Regions from separate parts of the Homo sapiens genome. Here region 1 is linked to region 2. Evidence: chromatin contacts called from ENCODE Hi-C data. All regions are on one chromosome and are shown on one strand. The core of a region is the stretch at or near the end of the contact, and the rest is flanking DNA. Distances in the headings are between cores, read along the strand shown. Region 1 holds the start of LZTS3 (leucine zipper tumor suppressor family member 3). Region 2 holds the start of STK35 (serine/threonine kinase 35).

Evidence for each region. Hi-C counts contacts between places; a loop is a spot of excess contacts on that map. Pooled maps may share reads with other maps.
Region 1: a loop to region 2 is called in a pooled map, with 7 times the contacts of the local background. The contact joins the promoter of LZTS3 here to the promoter of STK35 in region 2. A Hi-C loop is called at or near these places in 9 of 50 pooled maps.

Annotation. Positions count from the first base shown.
Region 1 is chr20:3,172,236-3,176,574 of GRCh38, forward strand. It overlaps LZTS3 (leucine zipper tumor suppressor family member 3), which reads right to left and starts at 1,314. Exons shown (of 5, transcript NM_001365618.1): 1 at 1,220-1,314. It overlaps LOC107985414 (a long non-coding RNA gene), which reads left to right and starts at 1,455. Exons shown (of 2, transcript XR_001754477.2): 1 at 1,455-1,955. RefSeq lists a silencer at 1,198-1,537.
Region 2 is chr20:2,100,058-2,104,519 of GRCh38, forward strand. It overlaps STK35 (serine/threonine kinase 35), which reads left to right and starts at 1,770. Exons shown (of 4, transcript NM_080836.4): 1 at 1,770-2,118; 2 at 2,711-3,308. The coding sequence starts at 1,825. RefSeq lists silencers at 1,656-1,845, 1,946-2,235, 2,246-2,295, 2,586-3,115, 3,136-3,185 and an enhancer at 2,531-3,499.

The DNA.
Region 1 (4,339 bases), core at 64-2,563, 1.1 Mb after region 2:
GCATCAGCTCCAAGTGTAAATCCCAGCTTGACTGATTAGGGGTGCAACCTCATGCAGGTTATTTCACCTCGGGTTCTCACACCTACATTGCAGGCATTTTAAGAAGTAAATGTATGATGGGTGAAATGCCTGGTATTCCTCTTGGTCCCCAGAACCAGAGCAGAGCTTGCAGCAGGGTCCCCAAGGACTCTCCTGATGCCCCTCCTCTATCTACCCTGACCTGAGCCCCTCTCTACTTCACACACAAGCTCTTGCCAGCTCTCTGTGCCCATCCTACATGCTTCTAGACCAGTTCAAAGGCTGGCCTCAGGACAGCATCCCTGATCTCCACCCCCCAGAGGGGGCATCTTGGAGCACTTGGCTGAGGACACCCCAGGGAGATTTCACTCTGAGGCCTCCCCAGGGCTGGCCTATAGGTTTCCCAGGAGCACAGAGGGCAGAGTCCTGGGGGTCTCTGGGCCCTGCACCAAGGAAATGCAGGGCAAATGCCTGTGGGAATGCTAGTTATGGGCAATGCAAAGAGGCAGTGAATCCGGGCAGGGAGAGCAGGAGGGGTTTCCAGGAAGCAGGACTGAGGGAGGAAAGGGATCTGGGGGCACTGCAGGGCTTTTGGGGTGCAGAGATATCCAGAACTTCTTGGTTGGGATGAGTGAGGGGAGATCCGTCTTCCCTCGGTGGCCTAAGCACTGGCAGCGGAATGGGCCCATCACCTAGCTACTGGCTCTGATGAAGCCAGTGTTTCAGGACTGAGGGGGCCGAGAGCGCCCCCTCCACCCCGAGCACACACACGCGCGCACACACGAGCTTCTGCTGGGGGTGGGAGGGGGGGTCGCCATTCACCAGCAGCCCACGGCCCGCAGAGCCAACTGATAGAGACCCCAGCCACAGGCCACAGGACCTGGGAGTCCCTGCGATGGGGGAAACCCCGCCCGCACCTCCCCAGGCTCCCCACCAACGCGTGTGGCCCCGGGGGGCGGGGCGCAGAGGGAAGAGGTGACATAATCCGAGCCGCACCCCCTCTGGCCGCCACCTCCCCCCAGGCCGGGCGAAGCATCCATGACATCATCCGCCTCCTCTCCGCTCCCCTCCCCCTTGGGACCCTAGCAGCGGGACGCGCCCCCTACCCAGTCCGGGTCAGGTCAGACATGCCGCGCAGTGCAGCAGGCACGGCGGCAGGTCGGAGCCGGGAGGGATGCCACGATGGGCCTGCCTCACTTACTCGCTGCCTCAGGGTCCGGCGCGGGGTCTCCGACACGGGCGCCACCGGCCCCGCTTGCTGGCGCAGCCCGAAGCACGCCCGGCGGGGCGCGCTGCGCGGGCCCGGCTCCGCTCCGCGCCCCTCCTGCTCCCCGCCCGAGCCCCGCCCACCAGCGGCTGCGGCAAACGCGAGCCCGCCCTCCGGCCACGCCCCCCAGGGCAGCCAATGCCCGGGCTGGGGCGGGGTGAGGCGCCTTAACCCCTTCGTCGCTGCGCCCCGCCCGCGCGTGGGACCCCTCAGCCTCACCCTCTCTAGGGCGCAGCAAGTCCGCCGCGAGCCCCTCTGCTCATCGCTCGTTACCCCCCAGGCCCTTGGGCTTGGGCTCAGGCCCAGTCGTTCCTCTGCAACAAATCCAATGGAACCGCGCCCTCCCTGAATCCCACGTCTAGGAAGAGGAGGAGGAGCCCCTCTTGCTTGGGGGAAGGGGCTCCCGACTCGGAGCCCCGAGCCCCATTCCTCTCCCGCGCCAGCTCTTCGGGACGCGGCCTCCCAGCGGACGCCCTGAGACCTTGCAAGTCCGCTAGGGAGGGGTCGGGACGAGCCGTCGCGGGTGGATCCGCCCGGCCGAGCAACGACCCGCCCGGGCGCGAGGACCACGGGCTGTCGTGCGGGAGGCGTCGAGGGGCAGTAAACTCCGTTCGTGACCAAACGGAGACGATTTGAAACTTGCTGCTCACACTGGATCACCGTCTGGAAGGTGCGACGGGGAAAAAATACACATTACACTCCAGCAGGATTGAACGCTTTCACCCTGTGCCCCGCGCCTGGCGTAACGCGTGGCCCCAGACCACACGCTGTAACCCGGGGTGAGAGGGAGTGAGGTGGGACTTCGTACCGGACCCGGAGCGCCGGCCTCGCCCGCGCGGGCAGCGTTCACTGTGGGGAGTGCTCACTCAGCCTAGGGCGGCCCGGGAGGACTGCCGGGAGGAGGGAGTCGGCCTTGAATTGAGGCCTCAGCCTTGAATAGGGTAGGGAGGCAAGCCTAGCCGAGAGTTTAGCACTAGCAAAAGCCTGGAGGCACCAGGGTCTGCCCTAAGAACTGCAGCGCCTCTGCTCTGGCTGGGATTTAACGCATTACGTCTCTGCTGTTTATAGGTGTTGTGTTTGGTCTTACGACTTCGTATTCTATAGTTTTTATTTATTCCTGTTTTCTGAATTTTCCCACATTTGCTTTTATCTTCTATCGTGATTTTCAAGGCAGAAAGTATTTTTAATTCTTCTCGCGGCTGCCTTTAGATTTATCAAATGAAAATAGTTTACATTTCACACATTAGTAAAGTCAGTGACAAATAATTCGTTTTTATATTCCCCCATGAGAAATTTTGTGTGCTTTTCTGCCTCCTACCTGCCGCCCTCACTACTTATATTTGTCCACTTAATCAGGACGACAGACCTAACTTTTGTTTACACTTTTTTTTTAAGCCACAACATTCTTTTTCAATCCTTGTTTTTGGCTTTTGCCAACTCTGTTTAATTGGTTTCAATGTTACTGCCGGTTTTTTGTGCTCTAATTTTTCTATTCCTCATTTGGACCCATCTCTCACATGACTGGTGATTTCAGGGAGGACTCTGGAATGTTGTATTTCCTAAGCCTTTGCCTTAGGTGAGAATGCCTTTATAATGATTTCCTGTTTATAGGATTCTTGAGTCTCAAGCTTTCCCCCTCAAAACTCTTGTCTTTATTTCATTGTCTTCTGGCACTGAAAATGCAAAGCTGGGTTTGTCTGTTTAAGGTCAGCAGTTTGCTTGGTGCTTGCAAGGGTTTTTCTTTACCCTCAAAAGTCAAACATTTTGCCAGTATAAATCAATATGGGCCTTATCTATTAATTTTCCAGAAACAAAAGAGGTCTTCTTTGTAGCTTAGAAAAGTTTTCTTCCTGTCCATTCTGTGAAAAGATTTGGGTTTTTTTCTTTCCTCTCCTCTAAAACTATCACATTGGATCACCAATGTCAAATAAATCTGTTTGTTTTCTCTGCACCCTGGGAGACTATATCAAGTTTTTCTTCACCATTACGGATTTAATTTTCTTCAGAGCCAAGAGTACTGTTTATTTTCTCCAATAAGACATTTGATTCTGCTTGTTTTATTTTTCTTTCAGCCAATTTCCATTCCACCTCTGTCTTGATCTCAACTTAATCTCTCTTTGTAGTCTCCATTCCTATTTCATAGACTAATGTGGTTTTGCATCTTTAAAAGAACACCAGGAAAATAAGAGAATACTATCTATATCTGACTCTGGTCCAATGCATATGAAAACTTTTTTGTTTTTTTGAGACAGAGTCTCACTTAAAATTTACACAAACTCTAGCATAGTGTGTAACTATTGAATGAATAACTAATGCAATCCCCTTCCTTTCTTTCAGAGCAACTATGAACTAGACTTTTTTTTTTTTTTTTTTTTTTTTTTTTTCTGAAATGGAGTCTCCCTCTGGAATGCAATGGTGCAATCTCAGCCCACTGCAACGTTCGCCTCCTGGGTTCAAGCAATTCTCCTGCCTCAGCCTCCTGAGTAGCTGGGATTACAGGCATGTGCCACCACCACGCCGGGCTAATTTTTGTATTTTTAGTAGAGACGGGGTTTCATTATGTTGGTCAGGCTGGTCTCGAACTCCTGACCTTGAGATCCGCCCGCCTCGGCCTCCCAAAGTGCTGAGATTAGACTATTTGTATCTAGGTTCATCAGTTCAGTGAACTAATCAATACTTTGTTTTGTTTTGTTTTGTTGTTGCTTAAGATGATTTGTCACCTGCTGATTAATGATCACACAAGTTGTTTTTTTTTGAGAGAGTCTTGCTCTGTCACCCAGGCTGGAGTGCAGTGGCATGATCTTGGCTCCCTGCAACCTCCGCCTCCCGGGTTTAAGTGCTTCTTTTGCCTCAGTCTCAGTAGCTGGCATTACAGGCGTGCACCATTACACCCAGCTAATTTTTTGTATTTTTAGTAGAGACAGTGTTTCGCCATGTTGGCCAGGCTGGTCTCGAATTCCTGGCCTCAAGTGATCCACCCTCCTCCACCTTCCAAAGTGCTGGGATTACAGAACTGAGCCACCGTGCCCGGCCCTGAAAACCTTGATAAAGGGG
Region 2 (4,462 bases), core at 520-3,019:
GTGTAACTACTCCTACACCACCTCAACCAAATGATGGAAGTTAACACCACGAATACTGGGACAAACACAATGCCATGTGCCTCCTGATGAAAGGCCCTGAGGAGGCAACTTTTTTCAGCAGTAGTCCTGCCAAAAAATGCATACCCTCTCAGAATAGCAAGGGATGGGTTGGTGGGGGGTGGGGGAGGAGAGAAAAATGGATACTCTGAAACTAATAAGAAAACACAGATGAATAAAAATTTAGGGACATTCTACAATATAACTCGCCAGTATTCTTCAAAAATGTCAAGGTCATGAAAGACAAAGAAAGGCTGGATAACTAACTGCCCTTCCAGATTAAAAGAAACTAAAGAGGCATGACAACTCAGTGCAACGTCTGATCCTGAATTGGATCCTGGGGAATAGCTATAAAGGACATTATTGGGACCATTAGCAAAATTTAAATATGGATGGAGTGTATTAAATAAAACAATTGTATCATTGTTAAAATTCCTGATTTTTGACCACTGTACTGAGATTATGCCAGATAATGTCTTTTTTTTAAGGAAACACACACATATATTTAGGATAAAGGAGTTTGATGTTGGAAACTCTAAAATGATGTAGTAAAAAAGAATATATACATTATATATGTGTGTGTGTGAATATCTATATACCGTATACTGATTTCCTTTCTTTTGGGGTATATACCATATAGATATCCACACACAATATGTATTTGTGTGTATATATACACATACACGAGAGGATATGGATATGCAGCAAAATATAACAATTTGTTATTCTAGTGGAAAAGTATATGATCTTTACGATTCTTGAAATTTATGTGTAAATTTGAAATTTAATCACAAAAAAGTTAAGAGGTTTTCAGCGACCAAATACATTATAAGAAATGGCCTGTATCCAGTGAGCACTCTTTAGCTCATTCTTTTTCTCCATCACACTTACCACTGGCAAAAATTATCCTGTGCATTTATTTAATAATACTTAACATTGTGTGCAAGGCTGTCCTAAGTGCTTTACCTGTATAACCTCTGTGGATCTTCTTACAGGTAAGGAACAAATACACAAGAAGGTTGACTAACTTGCCCAAGGCCACCCATGTGGTTTGTCTCCTGCAGTGGCACAGAACCTCAACCAAGGCAGAAACTGCCTTGTCTATTGCTCTTTCCCCAGCGACTTGGAATGGTGCCTAGCACATTACGGGTGTTCAATAAACATCTGTAGATTCAGTTAACAAACACTGGGCACCCACTAGGCCTACACTGGAATACAAAATACAGAACAAAATATTCAAAAATCTGTGCCTAAATGGGAGCTTTGGGTACTAACAGCCCCACACCCAATTAGCCTCCATCTAGGTATTTCATTTGGGTCTATCATTCCTGGGAATTAAAGCCCATTCTATCCATTTTGCAGAGGATCATTAGATAAACGGATGCTCAGGGTGGGTCAATGATTTGCACAAGATCACTGGGCTGGTAGAAGGGAAGGTCGGGATTCCAACCCAGTCCCTGAGGTTCCCAGGACAGAGCTATGAATCAAACGACCAAGACAATCACCCAGTCAGTATTTATTAGGCGCCTACTGCGGACGGTTGGTCTTCACGCAGATCAGGCGAGAAGGGATAGTGATGCGCGGGCCGCTGCGGAGACCCGGAGCCCGCCGCGGATCACGGGAATTTCGCGCCTATTTTTTGTTGGCTGGGTGTTCTCGCCAGTGATTGGGTCCCGGCAAGGCGTGCCGGTGCGCTCGGCTGCGGCTGCTCCGTCGACCTTTGCAGGACCGGGCGGTGCAGGGCTCACTCGGCTGGCGTCCCGGGGGATGGGCCACCAGGAGTCTCCGCTGGCCCGGGCGCCGGCGGGAGGTGCAGCTTATGTAAAGAGGTTATGTAAAGGGCTCAGCTGGCGCGAACACGTGGAAAGCCACGGGAGCCTAGGAGCCCAGGCTTCCCCAGCGAGCGCCGCGGCAGCAGAAGGATCCGCTACACGCCGGGCTCGGGCCGCCACCTCCCGCGCTGCTCGGTCCCGGAGGCAGCCCGGGCCCGGAGCGGACCATCCCCAGGCAGGGGCTCCAGGGGGGAAACGGGCCGCCCGGAAGTGGAGGTGCGCGGGCCAGGTAAGGGCGCCGTTGGAGGACTGAAGGCCAGCGCCGAGGCTGGAGTTACTGCCACTGCCTCCGCGCTTGGGAAGGGAAATCGGGTCCTCGGCCAGTCGCACTCCGAGAAGCCGAACTTTTCAGCCAATCCCTTCTACCCGTCGCCCTCGGGGACTTGGGTCGGTCCGCTGGGCTCCGCTAGGGCTTAATTCAATGGACTGTTTACACCCGGGCGAACACAAGGCGGGGCGCGGGGAGGAGCGTCACAGAGGGGGCCAAGCAAAGAAAAATATTTCCGCCGGCCAAATCGCGTCTCTAAGCGGTTTTCAGAAGGCGTGAAGCTTGCTGGCTCTTCTTTTTCCTATCGCTACATGACAAGCTAACAGAGAGAGCGGAGAGTTTGTGCTTTTCTTTCCGGTTCCCCCTCTGAGCTGCTGCCCAGTGGTTCGGTCTTTCCCGCTTTCCCCTCCCCTCCCCCGTTCAATCAGCGGCGGTGGCTTCCGTCTTAAAGGGGCCGCGGCGGCCGGGGGAGGAGGAGGTGGGACGCCCCGCGGCCTACGCTCCTGGCCTCCCCGCCTTGGCCTGGCCGTTTAACCGATTCTTTCGCCCGCAGGTCACAATCCAAGGTCCGGCTCCTCCGCGTCCCAGGGCCGGACGGAGGGATGAGGCAGGGGGGGCCCGGGCAGCGCCGTTGCTGCTCCCCCCGCCGCCCGCAGCCATGGAAACGGGGAAGGACGGCGCCCGCAGAGGTACACAAAGCCCGGAGCGGAAAAGGCGAAGCCCAGTGCCGCGGGCGCCCAGCACGAAGCTGAGGCCGGCGGCGGCGGCCCGGGCCATGGATCCGGTGGCGGCCGAGGCCCCGGGCGAGGCCTTCCTGGCGCGGCGACGGCCTGAGGGCGGTGGCGGGTCCGCGCGGCCGCGTTACAGCCTGTTGGCGGAGATCGGGCGCGGCAGCTACGGCGTGGTTTATGAGGCAGTGGCCGGGCGCAGCGGGGCCCGGGTGGCGGTCAAGAAGATCCGCTGCGACGCCCCCGAGAACGTGGAGCTGGCGCTGGCTGAATTCTGGGCCCTCACCAGCCTCAAGCGGCGCCACCAGAACGTCGTGCAGTTTGAGGAGTGCGTCCTGCAGCGCAATGGGTTAGCCCAGCGCATGAGTCACGGCAACAAGAGCTCGCAGCTTTACCTGCGCCTGGTGGAGACCTCGCTGAAAGGTAGGAGCACCGCGGGCCTTTCCACCCACGCAGGGCCTGGACCCCCTGCTCTCCGGACGGCTTGGCCCACACTGTTCCTGGCCTTCCTAGGCCTCAGACCTGGTCCCTGTCACCCTGTGCCCTGACACACCCTCCTTTCCTGGGCCCAGGCATTCGGCCCTCTCTTCTCAGGTCCTAAGATCAGTCCCTGGGCCTAAAGTTGGCTGGTGTTTCCATAACAAGAGCTCGTTTAAGTGCTAACCATTAACTTAATAAGTGCTCAAGAATTGCGAGCTATGGTTATTAAACGTCTTCTATTTTTAAGATCGGTTGGGGGAGTGGAGGAGGGGTCGGGTTCAGTTAGTAGCAGAACTGCGGAGCCTCCTCACCCCCGAGGGCCTCTCTCTTTCCCTCCCAAAACAAACAAAAAGAAAAAACTTGACTGGACCCACCCACACCCTCTCCCTGTCTGGTTCCAAGTTTCCTGACACCCTCCAGCTCCAACCCCCAAACTCCTGTGGCTTCCTCGTCTGCCTTTTCCTCTGAGGCCCCCGGCCCTTCATCCCAGGCAGCCGAGCAAACTGACTGTCTTCTGGCTTGGTCCTCTGAGGGGTGCAGGCTGACAACCCTCACAGGTGGCCTGAGAGCTGTCACATAACAAAGCATCCGGCATCTTTTCCCTCCGTTTTACATTCTTAATCTTTTTCTTAACCTCAGAGGCTGGCTGGGAAGTGGTTTTACTTAAAAGGAAAATGGGGTACATTGAGGCAAGAGGTCTTGCAGTCCTGGAGGAACTAATTATCTTAGTTTCCGGGTTTTAACTGCAGTTAGGGAATGTATTCATCCTAACTACTCAGTACTCACAAGCCTTTTTCATACTACCAGTAGCTAAGTGTCTGCTTGGAGAGGAGAGAGGCGGTAGAAAGTTTGAGGAGACTTTCCGAGGCAGGAGGATCCAGGGGAAGAAAGTTTACTAATCCGAGTCCCAGCTGTGGTCTCAGTGCTGAAGTAATTTTTAGGTAATAACTTCAAAAGTAAATTCTATCCTTTTTCTATAAATAAACTAAGGCTTAGAAGTGAACAAATAACTTGATCAGGGTTAATCCGCTTGAAAGGGAAGTTAGACTGTACTCCTGGTTTCCTTACATTTCTCAGAGCTTAAGTGACGGGGATCC